2 separate regions of the Mus musculus genome follow, and region 2 is linked to region 1. Evidence: chromatin loops called from intact Hi-C (ENCODE). Cell type or tissue: left cerebral cortex. All regions are shown on one strand. Each heading gives the region's core, and the rest is flanking DNA. Links, peaks and the distances in the headings are about the cores only. Region 1 has its middle 44 kb from the start of Flacc1. Region 2 holds the start of Cflar (CASP8 and FADD-like apoptosis regulator).

Region 1 (5,373 bases), core at 118-5,117:
GAGATTTCAACAGAACCAGCAGCCATACTTCCTGCTCTTGGGGTACAGGACAAAAACTGACCCTGACTGAAGTATCCGCGAGGAATCCAGGTCTCTGTATAGGTACCCCACCTTCCACTCACAAACACCTATGCGGACAAATTCAGTCTGTGTCCAGAACGGAAGCTAATTACTATCTTGTACCTTCCCCAGTTGGATGGTGGGCTTGCAATACAGGACTTACTCCCTGTGTATCAACTAAGGTTTTTAATTCATCTCATGATTTTTGTGTCATGATCCAGCTGTTACCCCGCATATATTATCACCCTGCATCCAGTTTAGAAGAAAGCTATGCTGGGCGGCGGTCAAAAAGAGAACCAATTACTTTAACCCTGGCTGCATTCATGGAAATAGGTATGGCAGTAGGAGTGGGGACGGGAGTGTCAGCTTTGATAGAAGGAAGACAGGGAATTCAGTCTTTGAGAGATGCTGTCAATGAAGACCTAGCGACAATAGAGAAGTCCATTGACGCTTTAAAAAAATCTTTGACCTCCCTGTCTGAGGTAGTTTTACAGAACAGGAGAGGTCTTGATTTGTTGTTCCTAAAGGAAAGAGGACTGTGTGCTGCCCTTAAAGAAGAGTGCTGCTTCTATGCAGATCATACAGAAATAGTTAGAGACTCTATGCAGAAACTGAGAGAAAGATTAGAGCGAAGGAAACAGGAACGGGATGCTCAACGGGGGTGGTTTGAGTCGTGGTTTGAATCGCGACCATCTTGGATAACTTCTTTAATTTCCGCTGTAGCCGGACCAATCCTTATGATATGCTTAGCTTTAGTTTTCGGCCCTTGTATAATAAATAGAGGAATGGCTTTCATCCAGAGTAAAATTGATACAGTAAAACTCATGGTTCTTCAAAGGCAATATCAACTTATAGTTCAGGTAGATGAAGAGTTAGGGGACACCAATCTCTAAAATTCTATGATTAGAATTAGTCTAAACAGAAGAAGAGGGGAATGAAAGGAAATAAAACTGTAATTCATGTAATGTATGTTAAATAGCCCAAAGAGTTGTTTGTGAGCTTTGAAACCTGGGGCTGAGAACATAGCAGAACAGACCAGGACATGCCCGGGCAGGCCCATCGCCTCCCTAGCTCCCACCCCTTTGACCTAAGTTAAATGTTACAGGCTGCTGATGTTTAAATGGGCCAATCATGTGAAACCGCGCCAATTCCTCCCCCAGCCCCACTCCTTTTCTATAAAAACCCCTAGCTTCCAAGCCTCGTGGTCGAATCCACTGTCTCCTGTTGTGTGAGATACGTTTCGACCCGGAGCTCCGCCATTAAAAAACCTCTTGTTGTTACATCAAGGTGTTGTGTTCTATTCGTGATTCTTGGGTGCACGCCGAATTGGGAACTGAGTGGGGGTTTCCCCACTGAGTTCTTTCACTTGCTTTGTTAAAAAGTAAATCAAATGGTAATTTTTTGAGTGGTATTTAGATTTAAGAATGAGACGGAATGAGACAAAACTCAAGATCCTAAATAATTTTGACCTTAATACCCTGTGACATACAACTGTGACTTGCCTGCAAGGTATACCCTGTGCAATAGTGACATAAATGTTATGGAAGGAACGACCACTTTTTAAAAAATCAGGTTTAAGGCCCACTCCAGGAGATGCATCTCATATATGACACTGTTAAAGTGGCCAAGAACCTGAAACCAGGGGGAAAACCGCCTCCTGTTATTCTACTAAAAGAACAAAGTAATAAGCAGACCTCTAATGATGGATTCCCATAACCATAGTTCAGTGCCTCACTCACCCCTGGTCAGAGAAGTTCTTGTAGTAGACGGGAATTACCAGAGACCCACAACTAGACAGTGTAGTGAGGAAGAGACTTTGGAGCACTCAGATCTAGATGGAATGTGTTTATCACACCCTCCACTCAAGGCTCAGGGATCTATGCACAAGAGAAGGTGGGAAGCCTGGAAGAGACAGAGAGAGTGGATAACCCCAAGGAAATTCTTCTTGACACAACTGAACTAATGTTAATGCACATATGAATCCACGGAGGCTTTGCTAATACACACAAGACTCGCACAGGCTCACACCGGACAAAATCCCAGCACTGAGGCAAGGAAGTGGACAGAGCCCTGCCCCTAACCGAAAAGCTAGGTGCAACTGATAGCTGCTGGGTAAGGGAAAATCAGTTTTCTCCAGGGGAGTGTCGCTATGTATATTAACCACTCTCCAGGACAGGCCCATGCAAGAGAGTAACACAGAAAATGTATTGACACTTTGTCTCCTCCCACTGGGGCGACTCCACCGGATAAGAAAGGAAGCCCACATGTTCAGAGTGGTAGTGAAAGACCCACAACGTGAGGACTCCCACACGTTCTGACTCAGGAGAGGTGACACCCCAAATCACTCACGAGAAACGGTCTTACTGCAAACTGCAAGAGGACTTTTAATTCAAGAGCGCTCTCAGGCCCACGGTCATACACCACACAGGGGTAGAGGACCATGGTGCCCCGAGTAGCTGGGTAAGGGGGCATTTAAAGGAAGAAACCACAACTCAAGGAAGTGGGGAGGGCGTTGTTGGAAAATACCAAAGATACCAGTTAAGAATCACAAGGAAGTGCAAAGCCACAAGAGTCACAAGGAATACCTGGTAATTGTTCCGGTTATCTCTCAAGACAATTTCTAGGAGCCCCTAACAATAGCACATTCTTTGAATGAACACTCTTTGAACCCAGGAAGCGGGTGGGTAGAGGAATGTCGCTGTTTTATGATTAGCATACCTTGGAGCATTGAGTCACAGAGATCACATTCCCAAGCCTTGGCCTAAAGGCCTAGAATTTTGCTTTTATATTTTTTCAGTAGAAATAAAGATATTTGCTATTTTACTTGTGTTTTTCTGTATTTAAAAGTGGGATACATATCTAGCCAAAGACTTTTTTTTTTTTTTTTTTTTTGTCTTTATGAAGTCAAGTAAGGGTCTGGAGAGAACGCTTTTCTGCTGCCATGCTGACTGCTCAGAGGACCTTTGTCTTTGCTAAAGCCTGGCCCAGGATGCCAGCCAGGGCTCAGAGATGCTGCGCCTGCTGCCACGTCTGCTTTCGGTTTCTGGGCGTCTCCATTTTGGGGAGCCTAAGGCACGCAGCGAAGTCTCTGAGACCTGAGCCTCTCAAGCGGCCACTTAGGGGCAGACAGGTAGGTGACCTGCGGGGTGTAACCGGAGCGCTACTCGCGACGCTGCGCGAGCCCGGGACCCTAAGTCCCCGGCCACTGTGCCGTGCGCATACTTGCCCGGCCCCGGAGGTCGCTGTGAGTGCCGCGAAGGCACACAGGGGATGGCGGGCGGAGCCCGGGAGGGCGCGGAGGACTGTAGCTCCTTTCTTTACTGGCTTTGCTGGCTGGGTAAGAACCAGGGCTCAGGGCGACCACAGGTGGCATCAACTCCCCAGCCCATGGGGGCCTGGTGTGTTCAGGCGATGGGATCTTCGGGGAAGTAACCCTTAATGACCCTAAGGCACCCCGGAGCTGTCGTGACTGCATTGAGGACTGGAGGGAGCACCCATAAACCCCCAAGGGGGAGCATTCCTGTGTTCCTGTCGGAAAACTAAAGATTAACTTTGCTGGCCGAGCCACAATTAGTCAAGCACAAAACATCTAGAGAATTACTCATTTCCTGGAGTTGAACTGTCCATTACCAGCTTTGTCAGAAGGCATGTTTTAGAGCTGTCAAGATGGCTCACTGGGTAAAGGCACTTGGTTCCAAGTCTTATAACATGAGTTAAATACCCAGGGACCTATATGGTGGAGAAGACCAACTCCTTTAAATTGTCCTATGACCACCACATGTGAACCATGTCATGTGCCTGTGTGCATAAGTAAATATAATTTTTAAAAATTAGGAAAGAAATCCTCTAATTGCTATCTAGCCTTGAATCTTCTTTGCAAACTGTGACCATACTGAAGAGCAGGGGATCTGTATGTCTCTACTAATTTGACCTGCTTAAGAAGCCACAAGTGTGGGATGATAGCCCTATGGCATATGGTTCATCTCCAGTTAAATTAGGGCTCCATACTTCAGGTTCCCTCCCACTTACACCCGGCTGATAGCTGAACAATGAGGAGCCCTTCTACGGGCTCCTTTTACATCTCTGTCTTATCGTCTGGTGTCTGAAGAGTGAGAATTTCCCATGGCATGTGGAGAGTAGACAGGAACACCATTGCAGTGCTTTCATTTTGTAACACAGACCCTGAGTCCTACAGGATCCATGTCAGCTATGCAGATTGATGAAGAGGTTGCTCCACAAGATTGCTCAGACAGCTGGTGTCAGAGGTGGGGAAGTAGCTATGGGAAATGTTTAGCCTTTACTTGCCTACATTTTGGTAGAAATCTGTGGATGTTCCTGTAGGAGCAATGCTGATTTAGGCAGAGAGTACTGGGGGAAGAAAGGGAGGCATTTGTGAGGTCCAAATGGCAACATGGGAAACATGGAGGAACACATAGGTTAACAGAGAAGGAAAGCAAATCTGATAGGAACTCTGGTTTCTTTTTTTTTTTTTTTCCATTTTTTATTAGGTATTTAGCTCATTTACATTTCCAATGCTATACCAAAAGTCCCCTATAGCCACCCACCCCCACTCCCCTACCCACCCACTCCCCCTTTTTGGCCCTGGCGTTCCCCTGTACTGGGGCATATAAAGTTTGCGCGTCCAATGGCCTCTCTTTCCAGTGATGGCCGACTAGGCCATCTTTTGATACATATGCAGCTAGAGTCAAGAGCTCCGGGGTACTGGTTAGTTCATAATGTTGCTCCACCTATAGGGTTGCAGATCCCTTTAGCTCCTTGGGTACTTTCTCTAGCTCCTCCATTGGAACTCTGGTTTCTTGTAACCAGCAGAGATTCCAAGTACACAAAAGTAACTCTGTGTGCTCTGAGAAAACTGAGTTGCCAGAACAGTGGTGAGAAGTCTTGATTCAGTGACTTTCAACTGCAAATGTCAGAACTAGAGACAGAGAGAGAGACAGAACTAGAGAACCTACCTCAGGCACAGCCAGTGAGGTGGTGGGCACAGCCAGAGGGAGGGTGGACACAGCAAGTGAGACAGTGGGTGGCAAAGCCAGTGAGATGGTGGGTGGCAAAGCCAGTGAGACAGTGGGTGGCACAACCAGTGAGATGCTGGGCACAGCCAGTATGACAGTGGGCACAGCAGTGAGAAGGTGGCACAGCCAGTGAGACAGTGGGCATAGTCAATGAGACAGTGGGCACAGCCAGTGAGATGGTGGGCACAGCCAGTGAGATGGTGGGCACAGCCAGTGAGATGGTGGGCACTACCAGTGAGACAGTGGATATAGCCAGTGAGACGGTGGGCACAGCCAGTGA
Region 2 (5,373 bases), core at 298-5,297, 61 kb after region 1:
TTCTTGCTACAACATTTTTGTCTTCTCAGCATGCTCTCCTATATAGAAAGGGCATATATACTGTTAAATTTTAGTTATCCAAGTATTATTTATAAGAACTCTGTAAGAGTGAGAAATAAAACTTGATACACAAGAAAAAATAATGTCATATACTAGTGAATGAATGAATTAAGAGTTTGAGCTGGGTCTGGTGAACACAGGCCTAGAATCCTAGAATCCTATTGAGAGGCTGAGGTTAAACGACATTTTTACCATGGGTTGTAAGACTAGAGGTTAGTAGAGAAATGCTCTGGGAAAGAGTAAGACATACCCGAGTATGGTTACAGGCTCTGCCGGGGACAGCTGTGTCCTATTATTTTATGGGATATATATTCTGTAGCTGAGTTACATGGTTTACACTTTTCCTTTATTATTTTGTGTGTTCCATATCTGCATTGACATGCGTACAGCATCGCACACACGGAGGCTACCTGTGTGGGTGTGGTTTTTTTTTTTTTTTTCTTTCTTTTTACTTTTACAAGTCATCAGTCTTTGGGAGCAGGGAAAAATATTTACTAGTTGTACCACCTGCTCCAGTCCTTAAGTAACAAGTTTTAAAGTGTAATTTAGATCGAGGCTTAAAGGCTAAAGGCTTAGTTTTAATTTTATTATGTTTATGTGTGTGGGCACACATGCCCTGGCACACGCGTGGTTATCAGGGGACAACTTGTAGAGCTGATTCTCTCCTTTGCTTCCTGTCCTCTTCCACCACAAGGCCTCCAAGAGAGTAACACAGAAAATGTGTTGATACTTTGTCTCCTTCCACTGGAGCGGCTCCACCGGATAAAAAAGGAAGCCTACATGTTCAGACTGGTAGAAATAAAGATATTTGTTATTTTATTTGTGTTTTTCTGTATTTAAAAGTGTATCTAGCCAAAGACTTTTTTTTGTCTTTATAAAGTCAAGTAAGGGTCTGGAGAGAATGCTTTTCGGCCTCTATGCTGACTGCTCGGAAGACCTTTGTCTTTGCTAAAAACCCGGCCCAGGATGCGAGCCAGGGCTCAGAGACGCTGCGCCTGCTGCCACGTCTGCTTTCGGTTTCTGGGCGTCTCCATTTTGCGGACCCTAAAGCACGCAGCGAAGTCTCTGAGACCTGAGCCTCTCAAGCGGCCACTTAGGGCCGGACAGGTACGTGACCTGCGCGGTGTAACTGGCGCGCTACTCGCGACGCTGCGCGAGCCTGGGACCCTAAGTCCCGGGCCGCTGTGCCGTGCGCGTTCTAGCCCGGCAAGGAGGTCGCTACGAGTCCGGCGCCGGCGCTGGCGCACAGGGGATGGCGGGCGGAGCCCGGGAGGGCGCGGAGGACTGTAGCTCCTTTACTGGCTTTGCTGGCTGGGTAAGAACCAGGGCTCAGGGCGACCACAGGTGGCAACAACTCCCAGTTCAAGGAGGCCTGGTGTGTTCAGGGGATGGGATCTTCAGGGAAGTGACCCTTAATGACCCTAAGGCACCCCGGAGCTGTAGTGACTGCATTGAGGACTGGAGGGAGCACCCATAAACCCCCAAGGGGGAGCATTCCTGTGTTCCTGTCGGAAAACTAAAGATTAACTTTGCTGGCCGAGCCACAATTAGTCAAGCACAAAACATCTAGAGAATTACTCATTTCCTGGAGTTGAACTGTCCAGTTTCCAGCTTTCCTTTCGAAAAGTTGGTTCTCTCTCTCTCTCTCTCTCTCTCTCTCTCTCTCTCTCTCTCTCTCCCTCCCTCTCTCTCTCTCTCTCTCTCTCTCTCTCTCTTTTGGTGGACAAGTTCGCTGGAAGTAAATTCAAGGAGTCTAATTAAATCCTCCGGGTTCAGGTAACCTTCGAAAAAAAATTTTTTAACAGTAAAAGGGGTGGGGCCAGAAGGGAGTGTCATATGTCAGGCCTTGACCAATAGGGATGATCTAAAATTTAAAACCTAAGAAGAGATTTTAGATAAAAGGTCGACCTCCTAGTTTACAAAAGGTTCTGAACAAAGCAGAAAGCTCAGCTCTCTGGTATCACAAACAAGCTTGGTTTGTAAGCAAATTATTTTTTTATTTTATTTTTTGGTATTCTGAGACAGGACTCTATTCTCTATACAGCCCTGGCTCTCCTTAAACTCACTGTGTAGCCCAGGCTGCCCTAGACTGTGCAGAGATCCACCTGTGTCTGCCTCCTGATTGGATTACTAGGATTAGAGAGTATGTCGCTATTAGTCACTGTTCCTGGGAGTCCACCAGAGATAACCACGTAGCCAAAGTTCATAGCCTATTGAAAGTCTTTATTCCAACCAGCTGGGATGACACTTAGGTACTGTGTGTATTCAGTGACCAATGTCCAGAGCACAGGGTTTCTGAAGGCAGAGACCTCACTTGGCAGCTGGAGCGGGGGGGGGGAGTGGGGGGGGGGTGGGGGGTGGGGGGCGGGGTGGGGCGCGGAGGTGGAGGCTTTGGGTAAGCAAGCGATTTGACCGCTAAAATCTTCTCTCAGCAGCCGACCCCACCCCCGCCCGCCCCCAAAGCTGGGCGTACACCACCACACTCAGCTTCAATGGATTTTTCCAGAAGTTTTATGTTGTACATTGTTTTTGATGACATTTAATTCTTTAGCAAGTCACCACTTGCTAACCTAGTTTCCCAAGCTGCGAGAAACCCGGGTGGGGGGTGGGTGGGTGGGAAGTGGGGTGTTTCCTTCCTTCAGAGAAGTAGCATGGGGGGCGGGATTTGGGGTATGTGCGGTCTTTGGGGTTTTCTTTCTTTTTTTTTTTTTTTTTTTTTTTTTTGAGCCTTGACTGGTCAGTTTCGCCCCTAGAGGCGGAAGTTGGCTTCCTCTCTGGCTTCCTGTAACTTTCCTCCGCCCTCTTGTTAGGATTGTGGAATTCAGCAATGGCCTCGATTCAGTTTTGGTGAAATGGCGGCCATTCTCATCTTCTCGGAGCCCTTCTCTTTGCTCACACTCGCGATTCTGCCCCCGCAAGAGTACTCTGGGGACGTCCTTATCGCTGGGAGAGAGCGGTCGCATCTCATTCCTGAACCTGTTGGGCTCGCTGGGCGCGTCACCTGGCTAGCAGCTTGGGCCAGCTCCGCAGGCTAACTTTCCTGGACGCCTACTGAAGAGTCTGCTCCTCTCTGTGTTCTTTCCAGTGTCTCGTTCGATCCAGTTTTCTGGTGGTCTCCAGCGAAGACAGGCGACAAAGCCGTTGTTGAGTGGGATGGGCCGGCGACCGCCCGGTGTGAGTAATCCCAGAACCCCTCCTATTCTTGCAGTTCCCAAAGGGACTTGGGAAGTTGGAGAGCTGACTCCTGATTAATGTAGGAAAGTGTTCGTTTCCTATCTTCCACTCTTGGTTCCTTCTGTGCTTTTTGGGGATCCACTCACAGCACCTCCAGACTTGTGGCACATTCAAATCCAAGTCTTTCTTGAAGAGAGCCAAAGACTTATTAAATTAAACTTGTTACTGGACTCAAATGCCTCCTTGTTAATTTAGTGTGTGACTCTGGATGGCGTGAAATTTCGAACAAGGTACTTGGGTGTTTTTTGTTTGTTTCTATAATCCCAGCGTAGAGGCTGCCTGGACAAAGCTCAAGGACAGCTTATCCTGGCAAGAAGCCTGCTGGCCAAGAGTGAGGCAGTGAGGGTTTGGCCCAGGGCCTTCCTATACTCAAAGCATTATTTCTCTTAAATCTCAGAAACAAGAAGCACTACCTGTGTTATGACGCCCTAGCTGACCTTCACCTCTGGGAAGACTTGACACCCCACCTGGGGCAGCTGTCTTGCTCCTTACTAAGGATTTTACTTCTTATTTTGCATTGCATTTTAATATCCAAAACCTTTCAGGCAAGTTATAATATAAATAAAATATACCTGCAAAGTAAATACAGACACTGCCCCCACCTCCCACGAGTCCATTCCCTAGCGACAGCCAGAGGTGGCTGGTTCTAGTCACATACATTGGTGTACTCAAATACAGTCTTTTGGTTGCCTTTAAAAAAATTGGGAATCTTCCCTTGGCCCCAGCCATCCAGCTCCTTTTCGTATTCTTTCTCCAAACAGTCTTTCAGAACAGATGTTTGTGGTGTTGTTTTTCTGTTTCCATCCTAGTTTCCCCTCCTTCCCCATCTTGTGCAGTGGCCACTTGGATTTGTTTCATTGGCTCTTTTTTTTTCTTTCTTTCTCCTCCCTCTTCAATTCTTAGCTTTGGGGAACAATTTCTTCCTTTGTGTCACTATTGAAAGAAAAAGACTGTGTGTGTGTGTGTGTCTGTCTGTCTGTGTGCCCTTGTCTTTCTAGGTAAAATTGAACTCTTTCTGCTCTTTGTACCTTATTCTATATTTATGCTCATTCGATGATCTGTACTCATAGCCACTTTTTCTTTGTCCATTTAATGCCAGAAAACAACAACAACAACAACAACAACAAAGACAACAACAACAAATCTTAGCTTCATTATTTTCCTCTTTCTGGGGTTTCTTTGGTTGAACACATTGAAAGAATTAAGTTCTGCCAACTCGGTATCAGATTTACCACTTATTCGAGACTGTGTTCTGCATTGAACTCTTCAGTTGAAGAAGACTGTGGTATCTTCTGATTTTTTTGTTTGTTTTTTGTTTTTTTTTCGAGACAGGGTTTCTCTGTGTAGGCCTGGCTGTCCTGGAACTCACTCTGTAGACCAGGCTGGCCTCAAACTCAGAAATCCGCCTGCCTCTGCCTCCCAAGTGCTGGGACTAAAGGCGTGCGCCACCACACCCGGCTGTATCTTCTGATTTTGAAGACAGCACTTCACTATAGCCCAGGCTGGTTTGCAACTCACCACGCAGCACAGATTGGCCTTGAATTCTCCAAATCCTCCTCAGCTTCCCAAGCGCGAAGATTACTGACATGAGCTCCTGCACCCAGGTCTTTCACAGTTTTTGATCTACATTTAATACCTCAGTTTTTATTTACTTATTTGTTTATTTGATGTATGTGAATAAAATGTAGCTGTCTTCAGACACACCAGAAGAGGGCATTAGATCCCATTACAGATGGTTGTGAGCCACCATGTGGTTGCTGGGAATTGAACTCAGGACCTCTAGAAGAAGAGCAGTCAGTGCTCTTAACCGATGAGCCATCTCTCCAGCCCACCTCAGTTTTTCAGTGTGATTGAAAACTCCACTTGCTTTAACTACTTTCAAGGTTTAGTGTGCTTTGAAGTAAGTGACTTCCTTCAAAGATCTTGTTTTACAAGTGGGAACCAGAGCTTCATGGACCTGTGAAATGTTCCATGTTTAAAAGTCCCCCTTTGCCTTATATTTCTGTGATCTTTTAAAAAATACTTTTTTTCTCTTGTAGCTTTAGTTTTTGGTTTTGTTTGAGACTGAGTCTCCTGGAG

Evidence for each region. Peaks named below come from ENCODE experiments on the same cell type or tissue, not always from the same donor. Only the 100,000 strongest peaks of a DNase experiment are listed, where the experiment ranks them.
Region 2: a loop joins it to region 1, with 3 times the contacts of the local background. A loop is called at or near these places in 11 of 42 quality-filtered maps.

Annotation. Positions count from the first base shown.
Region 1 is chr1:58,649,500-58,654,872 of GRCm38, forward strand. It overlaps the pseudogene Gm20257. Among named protein-coding and RNA genes, the nearest start is that of Flacc1, 44 kb to the right of the region's middle. In left cerebral cortex, for the core only: no CTCF peak of the experiment used is centred there; DNase peaks (open chromatin) are centred at 2,351, 3,134 and 3,331; H3K4me3 peaks cover 1,172 bases; H3K27ac peaks cover 774 bases.
Region 2 is chr1:58,710,426-58,715,798 of GRCm38, forward strand. Cflar (CASP8 and FADD-like apoptosis regulator) reads left to right here and starts at 2,861. Exons shown (of 10, transcript NM_207653.6): 1 at 2,861-3,234. In left cerebral cortex, for the core only: a CTCF peak has its summit at 2,829; DNase peaks (open chromatin) are centred at 1,090, 1,260, 1,982, 2,165 and 2 more places; H3K4me3 peaks cover 3,466 bases; H3K27ac peaks cover 3,422 bases.